Regions from separate parts of the Homo sapiens genome. Here region 1 is linked to region 2. Evidence: chromatin loops called from intact Hi-C (ENCODE). Cell type or tissue: adrenal gland. All regions are shown on one strand. Links, peaks and the distances in the headings refer to the core of each region. The heading gives the core; the rest is flanking DNA.

Region 1 (12,560 bases), core at 2,820-10,819, 280 kb before region 2:
CTGAATAGCTGGGATTACAGGTGTGCACCACCATGCCCAGCCTAATTTTTGTATTATTAGTAGAGATGGGGTTTCACCATGTTGTCCAGGCTGGTCATGAACTCCTGACCTCAAGTGATCCACCCGCTTTGGCCTCCCAAAGTGCTGGGATTACAAGCATGAGCCACAGTGCCTGGCCTGACCCTGCTCTTTTGAAAGACCATTCCCCCAAATTCTGTGCACCTGTGTGCCTTTCTTCTCTCTGCCTCCTCTCAGCTCTGCCCCGCTCTCCTCCCTTCTCCTCTGGCAAATCCCACTCATCTCTTGAAGCCCTTCTTCCAGGGGAAGCCCTGATCATGCTGCTTTCTCCTGTGGGAGGGATGAAGGACGTGGCCCACGGAGTTTGTTTTGTTTTGTTTTGAGATGGAGTTTTGCTCATGTTGCCCAGGCTGGGGTACAATGGTACGATCTCAGCTCACTGCAACCTCTACGTCCCGGGTTCAAGCGGTTCTCCTGCCTTAGCCTCCCCAGTAGCTGGGATTACTGGCATGAACCACCACACCTGGCTAATTTTGTGTTTTTAGTAGAGATGGGGTTTCTTCATGTTGGTCAGGCTGGTCTCGAACTCCCAACCTCAGGTGATCTGCCTGCCTTGGCCTCCCAAAGTACTGGGATTACAGGGTTGAGCCACTGTGCCTGGCCCAGGCCCACGGAGTTTTAAGAGGCTTCCTGTGGCAGTGGCATCCAGACGGAGTGCAGAAACTCAAAGTTGAAGGCCAGAAGCTCAGGGAAGGGGGAGTGTGAGTTGAGGAGTCTCTTGGCTGCCAGGGCCAGAAACCGAACTCCAAGCCTCTCCACAACAGCGGGTGTAGAGCATGTAGAATCAGAGAGGAGGCTGAGCCATGCAGCCCCGAGAAGAGGGGAATGCCACTGAGCCACAGAGACCCAGTGCCACTGCCAGGTGTCTCTGCCTCCACTTCCCATGACCCTGCCTGTCTCTGTATGCAGGCTTCACCCTCTCTCGTTGTACATTGTACACATTCTAGGTGACACCAGCAGCTTCTGATTCTCATCCCCCATAACATCAGCCCCCCAGAGAGGGGACAACTGCTGAGCTGATAACATAATAGATGCCCCTTTCCTGGAGGCCATGGTCATGGTCAGCGTGGAGAGGATGAAGCCTGAGCAGGCAGGATCGGGGGTCTGGAGGGGAAGGAGGTGGAAGTTGAGATCACAGACCTGTGGCCAGGTGGCCTGGGAAGGGTTTGACGAGTGTCGGCCCAAAGAGCTTGGAAGGGATTTTGCTGCTGTGGGTGAGCACTGCCTCTCCCCTTAGGGACAACAGCCACCTCTTCTCTCCCCATTTGCCTTTCCCTTCTGTAGATATGAAACACAGGCCTCCTTGTCAGGCCCCTACTTAACCTCCGTGATGGGGAAAGCGGCCGGAGAAAGGGAGTTCTGGCAGCTTCTCCGAGACCCCAACACCCCACTGTTGCAAGGTGAGTCATGGCCTGACACTCTGGATGTGTCCCCTACCCCAAGCTTACTCAGCCAAGAGGCTTCATCAACTCACCCCAGCTTTCCCTAGCACCCTCCTGGGCCACACCTTCACAAAATCACTGATGCTCAAAGTTGGATATAATATATTGAACTGAAGCCTTAGAATTTTTATGCAAGTTACTGTGGAAATTCTAGGAAACCAGACAGATTACAAAAAAAAAAAAAAACTAGAAGAAAATTAACATCACCTAGGATATACTACCTAGGAATAACGTCTTTTATTTTGAGATGGAGTTTCGCTCTTGTTGCCCAGGCTGGAGTGCAGCGGTATGATCTCGGCTCGCTGCAACCTCCGCCTCCTGGGTTCATGTGATTCTTCCACCTCAGCCTTCCTAGAGCCCAAGTGGTCTGCCTGCCTCTGCCTCCCAAAGTTCTGGGATTACAGGCATGAGCCACCGCACCCAGCCAAAATTACTTAACTTTTCTTCTAGATACTTTTTAAAAATATGGCAGTAAGTTTTTCATAAAAAATGGAGCCATGCTATCCAGTGGAAATTTAATGTTGCCCACATGTATAACTTAAAAATTTCATATATGTGTATACATATATATGAAATATATATATATACAGACACACATATATATGTATACATATATATACACACATATATATGTATATATATATACACACATATATATGTATACATATATACACACATACACATATATACACACACATACACACACATATACACACACATACATACACATACATACACACATATATACACACATATATACACACATATATATGTATACATATATATACACACATATATATGTATACATATATACACACACACATATGTATACATATATACACACACATATATATGTATACATATATACACACATATATATGTATACATATATACACACATATATATGTATACATATATACACACACACACACACACATATATATATATATATATATTTTTTTTTTTTGAGATGGAGTCTTGCTCTGTTGCCCAGGCCGGAGTACAATGGCGAGGTCTCAGCTCACTGCAGCCTCTGCCTTCTGAGCTCAAGCAATTCTCCTGCCTCAGCCTCCCAAGTAGCTGGGATTACAGGTGTGTGCCACCATGCCCAGTTATTTTTGTATTTTTAGTAGAGACGGGGTTTCACCATGTTGGCCAGGCTGGTCTCAAACTCCTGACCTCAAGTGATCTGCCTGCCTCAGCCTCCCAAAGTGCTGGGATTACAGGCGTGAGCCACCACGCCTGGCCTGCAAACAGACCCTTAAAAGTCATCTGTTCCTACTCTTGTTATTTAAGTTGCTTTGATACTCCACCCCTGAAGAACTTTTATGGGGCACTTACCATGTGTCAAGCATTGTGGCGAGTGCTTATAGAGAAGGTGGGACTTTCTGAGGGAGCCCACAAAAAAGCATTCTTTTCTTGCCCTCATTCTGAATAAATTGAGGAATAAAAAATAGGAGCTACAGATGGAGACCCCAAGTCTGGCCAGTTCTATTACTGATAAAGACAGGAGGGTGAGAGCTAGGTGGACCCAGCCAGGAAGCAGACCTGGGCAGTTGTAGCCTCTATCTCCTTCCCCCTCTGCCCTTGAGTCTAGAAGGAAGCCCGCTCCCAGGAGAAAAATAGCGCCCAGGCTACACATGCCTAGTTTATTCTTCCCAAATCAACCAGTTGCATAAATCACTCCTCTATCTTCCTTGGGGTGGAAAGTGGATGGGAGTTATAATTTGAGTTCTCTTTTGTCTTAGTCCATTGAAGCTGCTATTACAAAATACCATAAACTGGGTGGCTTATAAACAGCAGAAATGAGGCCGGGTGCGGTGGCTCATGCCTATAATTCCAGCACTTTGGGAGGCCAAGGCAGGTGGATCACCTGAGATCAGTAGTTCAAGACTAGCCTGACCAACATGGTGAAACCCTGTCTCTACTAAAAATACAAAAAATTAGCTGGGGGTGGTGGCGGGCACCTGTAATCCCAGCTACTCAGGAGGCTGAGGCAGGAGAATCGCTTGAACCCAGGAGGCGGAGGTTGCCGTGAGCTGAGATCACGCCATTGCATTTCAGCCTGGGCAACAAGAGTGAAACTCCATCTCAAAATGAAATAAAATAACAGAAATGTATTTCTTAACAGTTCTGGAGGTTGGGTGGGCAGTCCCAGATCAGGACACTGACAGATTCAGTGTCTGATGGGGGCCCACTTTCTGGTGTTACCTGCTGGCTGTGTTCTCACATGGTGGAAGGAACATGGCAACTTTCTGGGGCCTTGTTTTTTAATTTAAAAAAAAAAAATATTTTCCTGGCCCTTGCCTGCTGAAGGAACCTCTTTTATAATGGTACTTAAAAATTTTTTTTTTTGAGATGGGGGTCTCACTCTGTCACCCACGCTGAGTGCAGTATCACAATCTCAGCTCACTGCAACCTCTGCCTCCCTGGCTTAAGCGATCCTCCCACCTCAGCCTCCTGAGTACGTGTGACCATAGGCCCATGGCACAAAGCCCAGCTAATTTTTTGTATTTTTAGTAGAAATGTGGTTTCACCATGTTGCATAGGCTGGTCTCGAACTTCTGAACTCAAGTGATCTGCCTGCCTTGGCCTCCCAAAGTGCTGGGATTCTAGGTATGAGCCACCCTGCTCGGCCTATAATGGCACTTTCCTATCCCATTGATGAGGCTCTACTCTCATGACCTAATCATCTCCCAAAGGCCCTAAGGCCTCCTGATACCATCACCTTTGGGGTTAGGTTTTAACATATACATTTTGGGGGGACACAGACATTTTAGACCATAGCACCTCCATTGAAAGGAAACATTTCTGACACCTGGCTATCTCAAAGGGCCCTTTCAGTTCCCCTGCAGGCTGCATTCCCACATCACCAACAAGAGCAGCGACACTCACTCAGAGGTTAAATAACTTGTCCAGAGTCACAGCAGTAATGAATGACAGAGCTGGGGCTTGAATCCAGGCGTCCTCCTAGAGCCTGGATTCTGTGTAGTGAGTGAAAGCTGACTCCTGGGAGACTTCTGCGTGGTCCTGGTTCTCTCTCCAGACTGCACTGCGCAAGTTTCTCTTCCTGATGGTCCCTAGGGTATTACAAAGACAGTGGCCCTGCCTGTCAGGTGTTTTTATTACCAGATGAGGTCATGGCCTCAGGAACCCTGTGGGAAGCTGAGTTCAGAGTCTTTGAGCAGGCTTTAGGGAGGTTCCAGCTTCCCACCACCAAGCCCCAGGTGGATTCTTACAGACTCTAGCCTCAGGGTGGGGGGTCTGGAAGATGAGGTTGCGGGGTGCGATATTCTGCCCAATTCGCCCCTCCTTGCTCAATCTGTTTCTGCAGGTATTGCTGACTACAGACCCAAGGATGGAGAAACCATTGAGCTGAGGCTGGTTAGCTGGTAGCCCCTGAGCTCCCTCATCCCAGCAGCCTCGCACACTCCCTAGGCTTCTACCCTCCCTCCTGATGTCCCTGGAACAGGAACTCGCCTGACCCTGCTGCCACCTCCTGTGCACTTTGAGCAATGCCCCCTGGGATCACCCCAGCCACAAGCCCTTCGAGGGCCCTATACCATGGCCCACCTTGGAGCAGAGAGCCAAGCATCTTCCCTGGGAAGTCTTTCTGGCCAAGTCTGGCCAGCCTGGCCCTGCAGGTCTCCCATGAAGGCCACCCCATGGTCTGATGGGCATGAAGCATCTCAGACTCCTTGGCAAAAAACGGAGTCCGCAGGCCGCAGGTGTTGTGAAGACCACTCGTTCTGTGGTTGGGGTCCTGCAAGAAGGCCTCCTCAGCCCGGGGGCTATGGCCCTGACCCCAGCTCTCCACTCTGCTGTTAGAGTGGCAGCTCCGAGCTGGTTGTGGCACAGTAGCTGGGGAGACCTCAGCAGGGCTGCTCAGTGCCTGCCTCTGACAAAATTAAAGCATTGATGGCCTGTGGACCTGCTACAGTGGCCTGGTGCCTCATACTCCTCAGGTGCAGGGGCAGGGACAAGAGAAGGGGGAAGTAACCCCATCAGGGAGGAGTGGAGGGTGCCTGAGCCGCCATGTGGGCATTGGGGGAGTGATGGGAATGCCAGCAGTGATGACATTGACTACTGACTGAGCACCCACTACTATGACTGAGCACTCACTCGCTAGATACTATCTTGAACTGCTCTGTGAGGTTGTTGATATTTTCATTTTTATCTGTGCTTTACAAATCAGGAAACTGGGAGGCCGGGCATGGTGGCTCACGCCTGTAATCCCAGCACTTTAGGAGGCCAAGGCAGGTGGATCACAAGGTCAGGAGTTTGAGATCAGCCTGGCCAACATGGTGAAACTCCATCTTTACTAAAAATACAAAAAATTAGCCAGGCATGGTGTTGCATGCCTGCATGCCTGTAATCCCAGTTACTTGGGAAGCTGAGGCAGGAGAATTGCTTGAACCCTGGAGGCGGAGGTTGTAGTGAGCCGAGATCACGCCATTGCACTCCAGCTTGGGCAAGAAGAGAAACACTCTCAAAAAAAAAAAAAAATCAGGAAACTGGTGCTCAAAAAGGAAAAGTGACTCACCAAGGTCACAGACTAGGCAGTGATGCTGGGGGAACCTGGCTCAGGGGACACAGACCTGGCCTGGGGCAGCCTTGCAGCTCCTCCACTAAAATACTGAAAATGAGGGGCTTCGATGATGGTTATAATCGTATGGCAGAGCCCCAACTCAACTGGAGCCCTGGGACCCAGAAGCTAGGGTCTCACTCCCTGCTTTTCCACAAGGCACCATTAGGGCATCACCCCAGGCCTCGGCAGCCACGACGCAGGGATCCTGCCTCTCATTGGTTGGGGGCTTAGGGGCTCTGGGCTGCCCTCTTGAAGAGGGGGTTCAGCCCAGCGAGGCACCCCCTATGCTGCACCCCACCAAGGTTAGGAAGAGGTCCTGTCCTCAGTGGGGCCCTCTGATGAACAGCCCATCAGGTCTGCGTCCACATGCCTTGGAAGAGATGGTGACATACTCAAAGTCCTTGAAGCCGCATATTAAACCACCTAGAGCACCATCTTCAAACATTTAGGGTCTGAGAAGATAGGGGAAGTAAGCAATTTAAAACATTTCTTTATATTGGGCCAGGTGCAATGGCTCACGTCTGTAATCCCAGCGCTTTGGGAGGACGAGGATCACCTGAGGTCAGGAGTTCAAGATCAGCCTGGCCAACATGGAGAAACCCCATCTCTACTAAAAATACAAAAATTAGCTCAGGCGTGGTGATGTGCACCTGTAATCCTAGCTATTCAGGAGGCTGAGGCACAAGAATTGCTTGAGTCAATATTGCACCACTGCACTCCAGCCTGGGCAACAGCGAGACTCTTGTCTCAAAAAAAAAAAAAGATATTTGCTGAAAAGACCCAGCCTGCCAAACTCAGGGGCAGCCAAGGGAGGTAGTGAAATGGAAGTTGGAGCTCAGCGCTCCCTCACCTCCACTGCCCTCAGGCCTTCTCTGCCTCTTTCCCATCAGTCAGCTGCTTCTGGGCATGGTCCTGGCAGAGACTTGGCCTCCTTCCAGTTCAAGCTCCCTCTTAGATTGTGTCCCACGCCACTGAGTCTCTGGGACACTGGGTCAGTTGTCTAGTCTGGCACAATTGGCAGGAATCCCAAGAAACAGTGTGAGTGAGGGGACAGTCGTGTTGAGTGCGTGGCCTGATAACAGGGTAAGAGTCCAGAGGCCCTCCATCTGGGACTGGGAGGCAGGTCTATGTCAGGCCTGCATTTAGATCTCTAATAGCTCCAGACAAGCCCCTTCAGCTCACTAAGCCTGTTTCCTAACACAGCTGTGGGATGGTGCTTTGGTTTACATAGCACGCGATACCATCATAGATCACATGGGGAAACTGAGGCCCCAGGAGTGATCTGCTGGCACATGCAGTGACAAGAGGAGAGGCCCATCTCAGCCTTGCAGCAAGGTTGCCAGAAATCGATTCTCGCCCCCATCCCGTAAAGCCTCTCTGCATCACCTGCTTCCCACAGCAGCAGCCTGGGCCTCCAAAGGGCACATTCAGATTTGAGGGATTTGGGGAGTTTGTGGGCAAGGGCAGACTACTATGGGCTTTTGGGTGAACCCCAAGGGAATGCAAAGAAGCCCCCTGCCATTCTCCATGAATGGAGCTGAATGCCCTAGCCCCCCATTCTTCCACGTGGGAGTATCCTCTTGAGAGTCCTGCTGGCTGTTGGTCAAGGCAGGTTAAAAGCTGAGGCTTAAAGTAGCCAGGGGTAGTGGCTCCCGCCTGTAATCCTAGCAACTTGGGAGACTGAGGCAAGAGGATCAATTGAGCTCAAGAACTGGAGGCTACAATGAGGTATGATCACACCACTGCACTGTACTCCAGCCTTGGGGAAAGAGCAAGACCCTGTCTCAAAAAAAAAAAAAAAAAAAAAAAAAAAAAAAAAAAAGCTTTGGGAGGCCGAGGCAAGTGAATCACAAGGTCAGGAGTTCAAGACTAGCCTGGCCAAGATGGTGAGCCCCTGTCTCTACTAAACTACAAAAATTAGCTGGGCGTGGTGGCAGGCGCCTGTAATCCCAGATACTCAGGAGGCTGAGGCAGGAGAATTGCTTGAACCCAGGTGTCGGAGAGTGCAGTGAGCCGAGATTGTGCCACTGCACTCCAGCCTGGGTGACAGAGTGAGACTCCATCTTAAAAAAAAAAAAAATGCTGAGGCCCTAGAGCCACACGGAGACCGGGTCCAAATCTCCTGCCACCACTCAAGCTGCGTGTCCCTGGCTTCTTGCTTTTTGCAGCTGACCAAGCCCTCTAATCTGCAACTGGGATAATACAGCGCCTGCCTCCAGGAGGAACAGTAAGGAGTGGATGGGATGAAGCCCTCCACCCTGGCCACAGGTGGTGTCTGTGGGTGGCAGAGCTGAGATTCCCCCACCTTGGACCCCAGTGCCGACACTTGCCATTGTACCATGCCACCTCCCTGCCCCCTGAGACTGGGCCTGAGGAAGCCACAGCCCCTCCCATGTGCCCTGGCCCCTCTGGGCTCCCATGGAGGATGGTGCTGCTGGGTCACCTGCTTTGGGCTCTGCCCTCAGACTCCCTTCACCCCAAGGTGTGCCATCCTCTCCATTCCACCAAGGCCTGTCCAGGCCTCGCTTGCTTAATCCATAGTCTTCAGAGCCACCTGTCATTAGGCAGGGCAAGTGGGAGCCGCTTCATGGTGATCTTGGAGACAGATTTTCACCATCAACCACTCCCCATCAGCTCAGCTCTGAGAAGGTACAAGGTGTTTTCGTTTTGTATAATTACTATTGTGGGCCAAGTGTGGTGGTTCATGCCTGTAATCTGAGCACTTTGGGAGGCTGAGGCAGGGGATCACTTGAGGTCAGGAGTTTGAGACTAGCCGGGCCAACATGGCAAAACTCCATCTCTACTAAAAATACAAAAATTAGCTGTAAATGGTGGTGGGCACCTGTAGTTCCAGCTACTTTGGAAGCTGAGACAGAAGAATTGATTGAACCTGGGAGTTGGAGGTTGCAGTGAGCCAAGATTGTGCCATTGCATTCCAGCTTGGGTGACAGAGTAAGACTCTATCTTAAAAATAAAATAAAATTTATTTATTTTTATTTATTTTTTTTTTGCTTTAAAAATTCTTTAATTTGATACAGTCAAGACTTCATATATAACTTCTAGTTTACAGGAAATACAGGTGATATACAGGTTATACACTGGAGAAATACAGGGAAATACAACACGAAGAAAAAAATCAGATAAACCCAGAAGAAGAGTTCTAAAGAAAAATTGACCTGGTCTATCAACATGACAATGTCAAAAATGGGGGAGGGGAGACAGGAGATGGCATCTATGCTAATTTACAGAGATTAAGAAACATAACAAAGGCCGTGGTTTTTTTTTTGTTTGTTTGTTTGTTTTTTTTTTTTTTTATTGATCATTCTTGGGTGTTTCTCGCAGAGGGGGATTTCGCAGGGTCATAGGACAATAGTGGAAGGAAGGTCAGCAGATAAACAAGTGAACAAAGGTCTCTGGTTTTCCTAGGCAGAGGACCCTGCGGCCTTCCGCAGTGTTTGTGTCCCTGGGTACTTGAGATTAGGGAGTGGTGATGACACGAGCATGCTGCCTTCAAGCATCTGTTTAACAAAGCACATCTTGCACCGCCCTTAATCCATTTAACCCTGAGTGGACACAGCACATGTTTCAGAGAGCACAGGGTTGGGGGTAAGGTCACAGATCAACAGGATCCCAAGGCAGAAGAATTTTTCTTAGTACAGAACAAAATGAAAAGTCTCCCATGTCTACTTCTTTCTACACAGACACGGCAACCATCCGATTTCTCAATCTTTTCCCTACCTTTCCCCCTCTTCTATTCCACAAAACCGCCATTGTCATCATGGCCCGTTCTCAATGAGCTGCTGGGCACACCTCCCAGACAGGGTGGTGGCCGGGCAGAGGGGCTCCTCACCTCCCAGTAGGGGTGGCCGGGCAGAGGCGCCCCTCACCTCCAGGACGGGGCGGCTGGCCGGGCGGGGGCTGACCCCCACCTCCCTCCCGGACGGGGTGGCTGCCGGCGGAGACGCTCCTCACTTCACAGACGGGGTGGCTGCCGGGCGGAGGGGCTCCTCACTTCTCAGACGGGGCGGCTGCCGGGCGGAGGGGCTCCTCACTTCTCAGACGGGGCGGCCGGGCAGAGACGCTCCTCACCTCCCAGACGGGGTTGCGGCCGGGCAGAGGCGCTCCTCACATCCCAGACGGGGCGGCAGGGCAGAGGCGCTCCCCACATCTCAGACGATGGGCAGCCGGGCAGAGACGCTCCTCACTTCCTAGATGGGATGGCGGCTGGGAAGAGGCGCTCCTCACTTCCTAGATGGGATGGCGGCCGGGCAGAGACGCTCCTCACTTTCCAGACTGGGCAGCCAGGCAGAGGGGCTCCTCACGTCCCAGACGATGGGTGGCCAGGCAGAGACGCTCCTCACTTCCCAGACGGGGTGGCGGCTGAGCAGAGGCTGCACTCCCGGCACTTTGGGAGGCCAAGGCAGGCAGCTGGGAGGTGGAGGTTGTAGCGAGCCGAGATCACGCCACTGCACTCCAGCCTGGGCAACATTGAGCACTGAGTGAACCAGACTCCGTCTGCAATCCCGGCACCTCGGGAGGCCGAGGCTGGCAGATCACTCGCGGTTAGGAGCTGGAGACCAGCCCGGCCAACACAGCAAAACCCCGTCTCCACCAAAAAAATACGAAAACCAGTCAGGCGTGGCGGCGCGTGCCTGCAATCGCGGGCACTCGGCAGGCTGAGGCAGGAGAATCAGGCAGAGAGGTTGCAGTGAGCTGAGATGGCAGCAGTACAGTCCAGCTTCGGCTCGGCATCAGAGGGAGACGGTGGAAAGAGAGGGAGAGGGAGACCGTGGGGAGAGGGAGAGGGAGAGGGCAATAAAATTTATGTATATATAAATTATTATTGTTGCTGAGCAAGGTGGCTCATGCCTGTAATCCCAGCACTTTGGGAGGCCAAGGTGGGTGGATCACCTGAGGTCAGGAGTTCGAGACCAGCCTGGCCAACATGGTGAAACCCCATCTCTAGTAAAAATACAAAAATTAGCCAGGCATGATGGCAGGTACTTGGGAGGCTGAGGCAGGAGAATCACTTGAACCCGGGGTCGGGGGGTGTCAGAGGTTGCAGTGAGCTGAGATTGTGCCACTGCACTCCAGCCTGGGTGACAAGAGCGAAACTCCATCTCAAAAAAAAAATATTACTGTTGTTGGTTTTTTCTCTCTTATTATTTTTTAATTAAATTTAAAAAAGTTTTGGTCGGGTGCGGTGGCTCACCCCTGTAATGCCAGCACTTTGGGAGGCCAAGGCGGGTGGATCACAAGGTCAGGAGATCGAGACCATCCTGGCTGACACGGTGAAACCCTGTCTCTACTAAAAATACAAAAAATTAGCCGGGCGTGGTGGCGTGAACCTGTAGTCCCAGCTACTCAGGAGGCTGAGGCAGGAGGATAGCATGAACCCAGGAGGCGGAGCTTGTAGTGAGCTGAGATCGTGCCACTGCACTCCAGCCTGGGCGACAGAGCGAGACTCTCTCAAAAAAAAAAAAAAATTTTTTTTTGAGGCAGGGTCTTTGTCACCCAGGCTGGAGTGCAGTGGTGCAATCTTAGCTCACTGCAGCCTCCATCTCCTGGGCTCAAGGGATCCTCCCTCCCAATCCCCTGAGTAGCTGGGACTACAGGCAGACACCACCATGCCAAGCTCATGTTTGTTTGTTTGTTTGTTTGTTTTTGAGATGCAGTCTTGCTCTTTCGTCCAGGCTGGAGTGCAGTAGTGCGATTTCTTCCAGGCTGGAGTGCAGTGGTGTGATTTTGGCTCACTGCAAGCTCTGCCTCCCGGGTTCAAGCGATTCCCCTGCCTCAGCCACCTGAGTAGCTGGGACTACAGGCGCCCACCGCCACACCCAGCTAATTTTTGTATTTTTAGTAGAGACGGGGTTTCACCATGTTGGCCAGGCTGTCTCCAACTCCTGACCTTAAGTGATCCGCCAGCCTCGGCCTCCTAAAGTGCTGGGATTACAGGCGTGAACCTCTTCGGCCAGCCTCCCAGCTTATTTTTGTATTTTCTGTAGACACGAGGCTTTGCCCTGTTGCCCAAGCTGGTCTCCAACTCCTGAGCTCAAGTGATCCTCATGCCTCAGCCTCCCAACGTGCTGGGACTACAGGCATGAGCCACTGTACCCAGACTATTGTTTTTTACTAAAGGAGACTTACTAGAAAACTGACAAAATCCAGGCTGGGCGTGGTGGTTTACGCCTGTAATCTCAGCACTTTGGGAGGCCAGGGTGGGTGGATCACCTGAGGTCAAGAGTTTGAGACCAACCTGACCAACATGGTGAAACCCTGTCTCTACTAAAAATACAAAAATTAGCCGGGTTTGGTGGCGCACGCCTGTAATCCCAGCTACTCGGGAGGCTGAGGTAGGAGAACCACCTGAACCTGGGAGGCAGAGGTTGCAGTGAGCTGAGATCGTGCCATTGCACTCCAGCCTGGGCAACAAGAGCGAAACTCGGTCTTGG
Region 2 (12,190 bases), core at 1-8,000:
AAGGGCCAAGACATTTCTGAAGAAGACCAGAGAGGACTTACCCTACTAGATACCAGGATTTTTATTTTGAAACTCTAATGGAACAGATTAGTGAGCCCAGAAACAGACCCATGGATATATGTACCTCTGATATATGACAAAGGTGGCATATCAGATCTTGTGGGAAGATGGAATGGCTCACCAAATGAATCCCTATGGAAAAAGATGCACTTAATCCCTCCCTCACGTTATAAAGAAAATCAAATAATGGCCTTACAGTAATATTGTTTGACTTATTGTAAACAATGACTTAATAAGTTGAAAAGGATAAATATCTTTTAGACCCTAAGGAAATATTAAGACACAAGCATTCATATATTTGACCATATTAAAATACTTTTGTTCATTGAGAACTTTTACTCACTAAAAGGCAATTTAAAGAAAGTGAAAAGACGATGCATAAACAAACTTGGAGAAGGTAATCATAATATCTACCTACACTTGACAGAGGATTATTATCAAGAATACAGAGTATTTTATCATAGTTAAAAATAAAAATTTTTAAAAGATCACATAAAGAACTTTTTTTTGAGATGGAGTCTCACTCTGTCGCCCAGCCTGGAGTACAGTGATGTGATCTCGACTCATTGCAACCTCCGCCTCCCGGGTTCAAGCGATTCTCCTGCCTCAGCCTCCTGAGGAGCTGGGATTACAGGTGTGCGCCACCACGCCCGACTAATTTTTGTATTTTTAGTAGAGATGGAGTTTTGCCATGTTGGCCAGGCTGGTCTCAAATTCCTGACCTCAGGTGATCTGCCTGCCTCTGCCTCCCAAAGTGCTGGGATTACAGGCAAAAGCCACCATGCCCAGCCCACATAAAGAACTTCTAATCAACAATTAATGTAAAAATAATGGGAAAATGTGCAAGAGTCATGAACAAGAATTTTGCAGAAAAAACATATATGGCCAGTCATCACATAAAAAACATGTATGTTGAAGAAGCTGTAGAGCTACAATATCTCTGATACATTGCTGCTGGCAAAAGTTGTAAATTGGTACAACACTCGGGAAAACAGTTTGGCTTTCCACCAGGCGTGGTGGCTCACGCCTGTAATCCCAGCACTTTGGGAGGCCAAGGCCGGTGGAACACCTGAGGTCAGGAGTTCGAGACCAGCCTGGCCAACCTGGTGAAACCCTGTCTCTACTAAAAATATAAAAATTAGCCAGGCGTGGTGGCACACACCTGTAATCCCAGCTACTCGGAAAGCTGAGGCAGGAAAAGTGCTTGAACCTGGGAAGTGGAGGTTGCAGTGTCCGAGATGGTGCCACTGCACTCCAGCCTGGACGACGAGTGAAATTCTGTCCCCCCACAAAAAAAGATGAACAATCACATAGTCATAACCCAGTAATTCTACTTGTAAAAATATACTCGAGAAATTCTTGCAAATGTACAACAGGACTTATGCATGAGACTATTCCAATAACAAAAACTTGGAAACAACACAAATTTATTGAATGAATAACTGTGGTACATTCGCATGAAGGAATATATACAGTAGCTAAAACTAAACCCCAGTAACATGAAGCAACGTAGGTAAATCTTAGCAATATAAGAAAAAAAAAAAAAACGAAAAAAAAAAAACCAAAAAAAAAAAACAGAGGGTCCCACGGCAGTACTGGTGGCCATGGTTCCCGTAGCCAGAAGGAGTCGCTCACAGAGCCCCACACACAGCATATGTAGGGAATCTACCTTTTAATATGGTTCAGGGCGACATAGATGCTATCTTTAAGGATCTCAGCATAAGGAGTGTACGGGTAGTCAGAGACAAAGACACAGATAAATTTAAAGGATTCTGCTATATAGAATTCGATGAAGTGGATTCCCTTAAGGAAGCTTGACATACGATGGTGCACTGTTGGGCAATCAGTCACTTCATGTGGACATTGCAGAAGGCAGAAAACAAGATAAAGGTGGCTTTGGATTCAGAAAAGGTGTACCAGATGACGAAGCTTCAGGGATGACTTCTTAGGAGGCAGGGGAGGTAGTCACCCAGGTGACTGGGAAACAGGCCCCCAACTGGGCAGCCACTTCAGAGATGGTCCTCCCTTCCACGATCCAACATGGATTTCAAAGAACCGACAGAGGAGGGAAGAGCACAAAGACCACGACTCCAGCTTAAACCTCGAATGTTGTGACGCCCCTCAATGAAGTAGCCGATCCCAACTCTGCTATCTTCAGGGGTGCCAGACCCAGAGTGGAATTCGTTCACAAGGAGCAAGAATGAGCCTGCGGTTGGGAGGGAATGGAACATGGGGGGTTGGAGCAGGACCACAGCCTGGTGAACCCCTGGGCCATGTTCCTGCAGCTTCCACTCCCATACCTGCCACTGGCCTCCCCACAGTGGAAACACAGCTTGTTGTGAGTGCATGCCAGCTGTCAACAAGTGGTTTTTAGTACATTCTGGGCTTTGCTGTATCTATCTAGTGCCTGTTTGTGCGTTTTTTTCTTTCTACCACTGCTTCCCCATTTTCCTTCTGTCCTTTTCCTCCCAGCTCGTTTTCCTAGCAGCACATGGGGTTCCCCAGAGGATCGGAGGTGGCCATGTGGGGGAGTCGTTTGGGCTGCGGTACTGCATCATTTTTCTCCTTTGCTTTCTCTTTTTACTTTAGACATTGGCCCGACTCCAGGTGTTTCCTTTCACTTCCTCAGTGTTTCTCTTCTGACCTGCATGTTGAGTTCTGTATTGCGTTGGCTTCCAACAAAAACCAGAAGTCACTGACAGACTGAACTGCACCTTGTTGGTATTCAGCTGTGATGGACATAGAGAATTGGAGGCACCTTGTTTTCACAACTAGGATAAAAATAGGTGTTGATTCTTGCAGGGTCCTTTCCATTCCTATTGAGAGGGAGCCCTGGCTCCATGACCCCCTCCCAAAGTGGACTGTCCAAAGGGATAGGCTCACACGAGAAACAGCGAGAGCTGAAAGTGGAGACCGTGGAATAGCAGTAGGGAGTCCACGGAGAAAACACAGTGAATGTTCGTAGGCATTCACGTGTTTTTGTTACTGCTTTTTCGAGGCTGTGTCCCAATGAGTTCACTCCTTTCACCAGACATGGTCGAGGTTCCCCTCTCTGGCCAGCTGCAGTGAATGGCCAGCGGGTTTCTTTTCTCCTGGGCCAAGGCACTTTGAGGGTTGGGGGATAGCGCCGGCACTGCGCTTGGCTGACTGCAGCGCTGACACGGTGTTTCCCCAAATCCCTGTTGCCTGTGTGTTTGTGTTTATCTGTTCCTAGTACAGGCAACATAATGAGATACTGTGCTTCCCACCTCCCCTTCAATTCATAGCCAAAATGGGTCTAGAATCTGGCACTTTACTCATTTCCCTTGATAAATGAAATTGTACTGTGCAGAGCTGTCAGGACCTTCAGATGATCGTATAGGACTGTAGCTGTCTAGGTCTGAGGCTGCATCTTGGGGACACACTTGGTTGTTCCCATGTGCAGGGTTCAGCACTTACCTGGGAGTGGTAGTGGTTAGGCTTTTGAGCTTGAACGCCCGCGTGTGAACAGATGAAAAATCCTTCAGTACCCAAATCCCAGTCTTCCCTTTGGGGAGCAGTTGGGGGGTGGCTGGCAGCAAGGGCCTAGGAAAGAGACCCTTGCAGGGTGATGGCAGGGCAGCCTGGGGCGCCCAGTGTAGTGTGCTTAGTAATTGGTCACCAGCTGTCATCCTTGGCTTCTCCTACTGTATCTTTGTTACAAGCCCTCCGCAATCCACAGAACTCTCTCTCCTTCCTTCCACCTGTCAGCTTCTCTGCTTCTGAGATAAGAACCATTTCTGTAACACCAATACTTAAGAAAGACATGCATTATGTGGTGTAATCAAACCTGATGCTTTCAGATCATCTACTTACATCTTCAACATGGATAAGATAAACAAAACAAATGCATCTAAACTTCTGGGCAATCCAGTTGATTTTTAAATGTAAGAATGGAATTCCAAACACAACACATTCAGCTATATGACAGAAAGTAAATCTATGGATATGGTATTTTTTGAAGGATCTTTTCAACAAAAGAAATGCTTACATAATTAAAATATATATATATATATACACACATTAGGAAAGATGGACTAACTACAACCCAAGTAGAGAAAGTATGAACAAGGCCTGCTGGACAGTTATACAACCTTGCACTCAACAACTGTTCTCTTCAATCACATGGAACGTGTGCAAAAACTGCCCATATACTGGGCCATAAAGCAAATTTCAAAGGACTGAAATTATGCCAAGTATATTGTCTGACTCCAAGGCAATTATACTAGAAAAAAATGACTAGAAAAATCCCCATATGGGCTGGGCACAGTAGCTGATGCCTGTAATCCCAACACTCTGGAAGGCCAAGATAGGCAGACCAATTGAGGTCAGGGGTTCAATACCAGCCTGGCCAACATGACAAAACCCCATCTCTACTAAAAATACAATAAAATTAGCTGGGTGTGGGGGCATGCCCTGAAATCCCAGCTACTCAGGAGGCTAAGGCAGGAGAGTTGCTTGAACCCAGGAGGCGGAGGTTGCAGTGAGCGAAGCATCAGGCCACTTCACTCCAGCCTGGGCCACAGAGCGAGACCCGTCTTTTTTTTTTTTTTTTTTTTTTTTTTTTTTAGACGGAGCCTCGAACTGTCGCCCAGGCTGGAGTGCAATGGTGTGATCTCGGCTCACCACAACCTCGGCCTCCTGGGGTTCAAGCAATTCTCCCACCTCAGCCTCCTGAGTAGATTACCTGGGATTACAGGTGCCTGCCACCATGCCCAGCTAATTTTTAGTAGAAACGGGCTTTCACTATGTTGGCCAGGCTGGTCTCGAACTCCTGACCTCGTGATCCACCGGCCTCAGCCTCCCAAAGCGCTGGGATTACAGGCGTGAGCCACCGTGCCCAGCGGAGACCCTGTCTTAAAAAAGCCAGGCACTCCAGCCTGGGCAACAAGAGTGAAACTGTCTCAAAAAAGAAGAAGAAAAAAAAACATAATAGAAAAGAAGAAAAGCCAAGAAATATTAAGCTAGGCAATTCCCAGATAAGTCTAATGTGGCAAAACAGCGGCAGGTTGGCCATGTGAGCATGGGAGGTGTGGGGAGCAGAAGGCAGCTGTTTGCAGCCACTGGGTTCCGCCGGGTGGGCTCACTGGGGTGGGCCCAAGGCCAGAGGGAGTCCTGGACGCGGGGAGCTGGAGGGTGAGGCGACCCGGGAGGAGACACCGCCAGGCAGGGGAGGGCGGCCGGGTAGGTGTGGTCCGGCTCACACCGCAGCCACCGCCACCGCCACCACCACCGCCACAGGGAGAACGCGGAGAACATGTACTACTTCTCAGAGCTGGCCCTGACCCTCAACGAGCACGAGGAGGGCGTAGCGCCAACCGACAGCCGCCTGCGGCCCGACCAGCGGCTGATGGAGAAGGGCCGTTGGGACGAGGCCAATACCGAGAAGCAGCGGCTGGAGGAGAAGCAGCGCCTGTCGCGGCGCCGGCGGCTGGAGGCCTGCGGGCCGGGCAGCAGCTGCAGCTCGGAGGAAGGTGAGGCCGGGCGGGAAGGGCGCCCCGGAGGGGAGGAAAGGGGTGCCCGGGTGGGGGTGCCGCAGGGACGGATTCCGGGGGAGCAGGCCACAAGCCCACCCACCAGCCCACTGTGCCTGCCCAGCAGAGAAGGAGGCGGATGCCTACACGCCACTGTGGTTTGAGAAGAGGCTGGATCCGCTGACCGGGGAGATGGCCTGTGTGTACAAGGGCGGCTACTGGGAGGCCAAGGAGAAGCAAGACTGGCATATGTGCCCCAACATCTTCTGAGCGCCACCCTTGCAACAAATACAGGCGCCTGCACAGCCTGGCCCACCTGTTCATTAATGCACTCAATTTAGTACTGAATGGTCTTTCTCCCAGCCCATTCCCAGCCCTTCCTATTTCCTTTCCTATTTTTTTTTTCTCCCCACACTTTCTTGGGACTCCCACCTTGGAAGGAGGAAGGGCTGACCTGGGTTCTCTCCAGCCCCCAGGTGCGCCGGGTCACCCGTGCCCCTTCATTATGGACCTGGGCCCTACCGGAACCCCTGCCCCAGTTACCACAACTCAGGCCGGCTGGCCCGGGCCATGGGCTGCGCAAATCACCAGCCCCCAACCCAGGGAGGAACTGGCCCCTCCTAGGGAGCCTCTTCGACTTTTTTAGAAAAATGATCTCCATTTCTTTCCAGCCATGATGTTTAGTAAATATTTTTAGTACCGCACTTAGCAGACAGCTTTCCAAGTGTGCTTTCTTGCCACAAAAGTGTCCTGGCAAGAGCCCCTTATTTTTAAGACATCAGGAAGCCAGACCGCTTTGAGTTGGGAGAATTTTGTAGCTCAACATATCAAGTCCTCGATGGTATCTGAGCTGCCCACACCCCCACCTGCCAAGGCCCCACAGAGCCCAAAACAGAAGGGGGCTGCCCCAGCCCAGCAGAGCACAGAGTTTCTGGAGCTCCCATCCACAGATGCAGGAGGGGGTACTGATGGTAACCCCCATGTGGATTTGAGGGCAGCAGTCCCTGGCCTCACCCTAGCCAGCCTGGGTGGCTCCCTAGCCCCAAGAGGCCAGGAAGGGCTGGAAGGCAGGGCCTGCAGGTGCTCCCCGCCCTGAGACCCAGGCCCCAAATCAGCAATAATGAACAAACCCTTGGCCCAGCCTGGGCTGGTGACCTGGGCACCAGAGACCTTGCATCCCTCCTCATCCTAGGAGGCCCCTAGGGGTGCCCCATCTCAGTGTCCCCTGAACTCTTTATTTGCCTAATTTATATATATATATATGAGATATATAAATATATATAAAATAGCTATTTTGCTTAAATTTCTACAGTATGTAAAAGTGAAAAAATGATGAAGACGGGTGCACCTGTCTGAGTTTGGCCCTCATGTGAGCTGTGCCCTTCCCTCTCCTCATGCCCCCTTCCAGCGGCTTCTGCCAACCATGGGGGGCTGGACCACCATGGCCACTGACCCAGCCCCTCAGAATCCCACACTCCAATCCTTTCCATTTCAGTTTAGTCCTAAAAGTTCATCACAGGGTCTTTCTTTCTACTCCAGGACTGGTTTTGTTTTTATATATATAAAAAAAAAAAGTGAAAACACCAATGTGTGAAATGCCTTACAATGCCCACTGGAGAGGCGGGGCGGGGTGGGGCAGGATGGCCCCACTGGGGCTCCTACAGAGCTGTGGAATGTACCTCTCCCCAACACTGTTTTGTTAGCGAGCACCTTTTGACCAGTAATAAAAAACCTTGGCTTTGGAGTTTTCCACTGCCCTGTCCCTCAGTCTCTGTGTATCTGGGTGGAGGGGACTAATGTAGAAGGACAGGTGATAGCCTACAAGGTGGCATGGGGGTAGAGCATGGGGTGAAACAGCAGGGGGGTCAGGGGAACAGAGGAGGTAGGAGACCCAGGAAACTGCCCAAAGGGCTGGGGAGAGGGTCGCAGCTCTGCCAAAGGCTGCCCTGATGCTGCGGCCACAGGGCTGGCCTGGACCTAGCTCTGCTCTTTGGAAGGGCAGTGCTTTAGCCAGGTGGAGACCACCAGCAGCCCCCTCCCGTGTTTCAGTTCCTGGAGCTGTCTAGTGGGAGGCCTCCAGGGGGAAGGCCAGTCCTGGTGAGTTCCATATCACTTGACAGCAGCAGCCTGGGCTGCACTTCCAGGTGAGGGATGGGTAGAGCAGGGCACCCCAGGGGCATCAGGGCCAGCGCTCTCACCATCTGCCTCCAACCCCAGCCCTGTGGGATCTGGGGCTGGCCCTGCACAGCTCCTTCCCTGGCTAGGCTTCCCCATCTGTGGGGAGGTGGCCGCTGGCGGGGGGTCCCGGCTGAGGAGCTGGTGGGGCAGGTCTCACTGGAATAGAGGTGAGGCGGAACTTCAGGATGCACCTGACCCAGAGGGCAAGGGAGGGGACAAAGGCCAGTCTACTGAGGCAAAGAGAGGGCTCTGAAGAGCTTGAACAGAAATTGACATCAGGGCAATGTTTTAGAAAGACCACTCTGACCAGCAGGACACAAGATCAACCTACACTCAGTGGTCTCACATACACCAGCCATCACTGAATAGAAAATGTAATAGAAAAAAAGATCTACGACATAGGCCATCTGACAAAAAGACACAAAACCACAAGGTGAAAGACCTTTATGGACATGACAGAGAGGACCTGAGTTAAGAGGGAAAATACATCTTCATAGCTAGGTTCACATTCAGTTATGTTAGTCCCAAACCTACAAATTCAACATGATCCCTATTAAAATCCTACCAATATAGTTCAAAAGCTTGACAAGTTGATTGTGACATTTATATGAGAGAATAATTAAAAAAAAAAAAAATAGGGCCAGGTGCAGTGGCTCACGCCTGTTATCCCAGCACTTTAGGAGGCCAAGGCGGACAGATCACTTGAGGCCAGGAGTTTGAGACCAGCCTGGCCAACATGGCAAAACCCCGTCTCTACTAAGAATACAAAAATTAGCAGGGTATGGTGGCGCACACCTGTAATCCCAGCTAGTTGGGAGGCTGAGGCAGAGAATCGCTTGAACCTGGGAGGCGGAGGCTGCAGTGAGTGGAGATCGCACCACTGCACTCCAGCAAGAACTCAGGGGACGATGAGGGGACTATGTGGACTTGACCTGCAGATGCCCAAACAAGCTGGAAGCCTCCTGGGGACACAAAGCTTCCTTTTTCTCCACTGCTCTCTGATCACCATCTGGCTGCCATGCAGTGTATTTGTTGATGGTCTGCCCTCCCTACCCCAATGGACTGAGCTTCATGAGACTGTGAGCTTCATGATCTTATACGTTGTAGCATCCCACTGCCTGGCACATAGTCAGTGCTCAATGAATAGCTGTCGAAAGAATCAACACCAGGCCAGGAAGACCAGCTAAAGCAAACGCTCAGTGGGACAACACCTGAGCAGTGGGGGGCGTGACTGCAGTACCAAGTTGGGAGGAGACTCAGAAATGGAACTGGTGAAGAGCTGAGCCCAGGGACCCAGGAAACTCCTGCCTCCCCCAAACTCTAGAGTTCAAATTGCTGCTCCTGACAGACTGTGGGGTAGGAGTCAGATTCTGTAAGTGGGGAAGAGAAGGCCTGAGGTTCTCTCATCTCCAGGGACATGGCTCAGCATGAAGGGAGTTGGGAGGAGAGGACAACGGAGAGACACATTTCAAAGTGGAACAGAGAACAGGACAAGAGACAAACTCAATGCTATTTAAGTTATTGTTTTTATGAAGCTAGCCAGCATGCATAACTTCAGCAACAAAGCCTAATAAAGACAGTGTGAAAATAAAGGGAATATATAGTTCGGTCTCATGGAAGAAAAGAATTTTCATAAATCCAAACAAGAGAACAGCAAATAGAATCTAGCCACATAGAAAAGACTGAACCCCAAGTTGGTAAGCCCATGCCCAAATTAGGTTTACTGCAGAAATGCAAGAATGAAAATGGCTCAATGTTGTGAAGCTTTCCATGGTAAATCATTCATTACATCAGCCAGTCGAAGGATTTCTTCTTCTGGCAATATGGTAAACTAGGTTCCCAGAAAATACTCCTTTGTGGAAAACTAGACAGGTTGGATAAAATTTTTTAAATGTTAAATGCATCTATCAACTGGAAACAATATGAGGAATACTCAAGCCAAAAACTAAGTGGGTATGAAAACCTGGAGAGGTAAGAAAAGGTCTGAAATATTTTATGTTGCAATTATTTACAAAGCCCAATGAGCTTAACTGTAAGTTTTCACTGCCTCAAAAGAGCCTCCAAAGGTAGGGCATATAATAGGAAATTTGGGGCCCCCAAGGGCTATACCTTCAATGTAATGGTGAATCCAAAATAAAATACAAGAAAAATCACTTGTCTTAAAGGTTGGTCCTGAGCAGAGAAAAACAAAATCCCCCTAAGAATTTGTAATCAGGAGTGGACCCTCAGTTAGTTTTGCAGCCCAAATACACACTACCTGAATGGCTCAATGAAACCTCTGACAGAGAACGTAACATGGTCCGAAGTTGGCAATGTTCCCAGTCACCTGGGGGAAGCAAACAAGTCCTCTCTGGAAGATATCCCCTTCATTCTAGGCCTTAGAGAACCTCAGATATGAAACTGCAGGGAAAATGAGCAGCTCACAGTATAAAATCTCCAAACACACAAGGAAACAAGCACCCATGAGCAAGGGCAACCAGAAATAACAGATAGCAGAATCAGACAGAAAACTCTTCCACACAGCAAAATTATCAGATACAGAAGAGAAAATAAGCATGTTTAATATATTTCTAGAAACAGAAAGGCAGCTTGAAAATAAGTGAAGAGTAAATATTCAAAAATACTAAACAAATTTCAAGAAAATGTTTTAAAATCACTAAAAATAATTCAGTGAATAGTTTTACAACAGATTACACAGCTGAAGAGAGTATTAGTGAAGCAGAAGTGAGATCTGAAGAAATTTGGAATACAACACAGAGACACAAAGAGGTGAAAAATATCAAAGGGACGTTAAGACATGAAAGATAAGATCCCACATATGTCTGATCTATTTCAGAAGGAGAAAAGAATTTTTTATGGAACAGAAGCAATCTTGGAAGAGTTATGGCTAAAAGTTTTTCAAGAAATCATGAAAAGCACCAATATACAAAGTTAAGCTCAACAAATCCTAATTATGGTAAATAAAAAGATATCCACAGCTAAATACAACATAGTGAAACTGCAAGATTACTAAGACAACAAAATCTTACAAGCAGATTTTTTTAAATTACCTTCAAACAGCATAAATTAGGCTGGGTACAGTGGCTCACACCTGTCATACCAGCACTTTGGGAGGCTGAGGCAGAAGGATCACTTGAGACCAGCAGTTGGAGACCATCATGGGAAAACAGAAGAGACCCCATCTCTACAAAAAAATAAAAATAAAAACTAAATTAGGCAAAGTGGTATGTGTCTGTAGTCCTAGCTTCCCAGGAGACTGAGGCTGGAGGATTGCTTGAGCCCAAGAATTTGAGGCTGCAGTGAGCTATGATCACATCACTGCACTCCAGCCCAAGCAACAGAGTGAGATCCTGAAAATTCATCTCCAAAGGAAGGCCAATTAGACCGAGAACAGATTAGACTGAGAGCCTCCAAAGGAAGTCAGAAGACAATGAAGTATTACCTCCAAAATAGAGAAGAAAATGTTAGTGTTCTCCTCAGTCAAAATATCTTTTCCACAGGTCACGTGTGGTGGTTTATGCCTATAATCCCAACACTTGGGGAGGCCAAGGTGGAATGATCACTTGAGGTCAGGAATTTGAGAACAGCCTGGGCAATATAGCAAGACTCCATCTCTACAAAAATAAAATAATTAACCAGGCATGGTGGCATATGCCTGTAGTCCCAGCTACTTGGGAGGCTGAGGAGGGAGGATAACTTGAGCCTAGAAGTTCGAGACTGCAGTGAGCTACACAATCATCCTGTCTCTGTCTGTCTCTGTCTCTATCTCTCTCTCTATATATATGTGTGTGTGTGTGTGTGTGTGTGTGTGTGTGTGTATGTGTGTATAACTAAATTTTATTTAGCATATTAAACAGTATATTAAATTTTTTTAAAAAAAATATATAGTGTCATGTGGAGTGAGACTATGATGAGTTAAGATTATGTAAAACTTATCAGGTAATCATTGAAGGAATAGCAATACTAAATTATTTCCAAAGCAGTAGAAGAAACACATTGAATGCAGGGGGGAAAAAGCTCAGTAAATCTAAAGAAGGCAAGAGAGGAGAGGAAAAAAGAATGTAGAATAAAAATCACAAATAAGAGAATACAAATACATCAATAATACATCAGTAATTACATAAAATTTAAGTAATCTAAATGCTTCAAAGAAAAAAATATGGACTAAAAATAAAATCCAGCTATATGCTATTTACAAGAATACACCTAAAACATAAATATATAAACTAAACAGACTCTAGGGCAAAAAATATTACTAGATGTCAACTACTAGAATTTTAAGGTCATTTTGTAGTGATAGAAGGTAAAACTCATAAATTTCTAAAACTCTTATGCACCTAATAACATCTCAAAATGTATAAAGTAAAATGGATAAAGATAAATCCACTATCATAATGGAAGATTGTAATTTATTTCTCCCAGTAATTAGAGCTCAGACAACAAATTATGTTAATTACTAT

What was found. Hi-C counts contacts between places; a loop is a spot of excess contacts. Peaks named below come from ENCODE experiments on the same cell type or tissue, not always from the same donor. Only the 100,000 strongest peaks of a DNase experiment are listed, where the experiment ranks them.
Region 1: a loop joins it to region 2, with 2.4 times the contacts of the local background. A loop is called at or near these places in 15 of 110 quality-filtered maps.

What each region holds. Positions count from the first base shown.
Region 1 is chr22:30,621,606-30,634,165 of GRCh38, forward strand. TCN2 (transcobalamin 2) reads left to right here. Exons shown (of 9, transcript NM_000355.4): 8 at 1,363-1,478; 9 at 4,855-5,666. The coding sequence ends at 4,916. Among named protein-coding and RNA genes, the nearest start is that of SLC35E4, 7.9 kb to the right of the region's middle. In adrenal gland, for the core only: no CTCF peak of the experiment used is centred there; a DNase peak (open chromatin) is centred at 7,162.
Region 2 is chr22:30,900,518-30,912,707 of GRCh38, forward strand. It overlaps OSBP2 (oxysterol binding protein 2), which reads left to right. Exons shown (of 14, transcript NM_030758.4): 13 at 5,320-5,552; 14 at 5,680-7,296. The coding sequence ends at 5,822. LOC107985544 (a long non-coding RNA gene) reads right to left here. Exons shown (of 3, transcript NR_146603.1): 2 at 10,781-10,914. It also overlaps the pseudogene EIF4HP2. Among named protein-coding and RNA genes, the nearest start is that of MORC2-AS1, 16 kb to the right of the region's middle. RefSeq lists an enhancer at 2,724-2,823. In adrenal gland, for the core only: no CTCF peak of the experiment used is centred there; no DNase peak of the experiment used is centred there.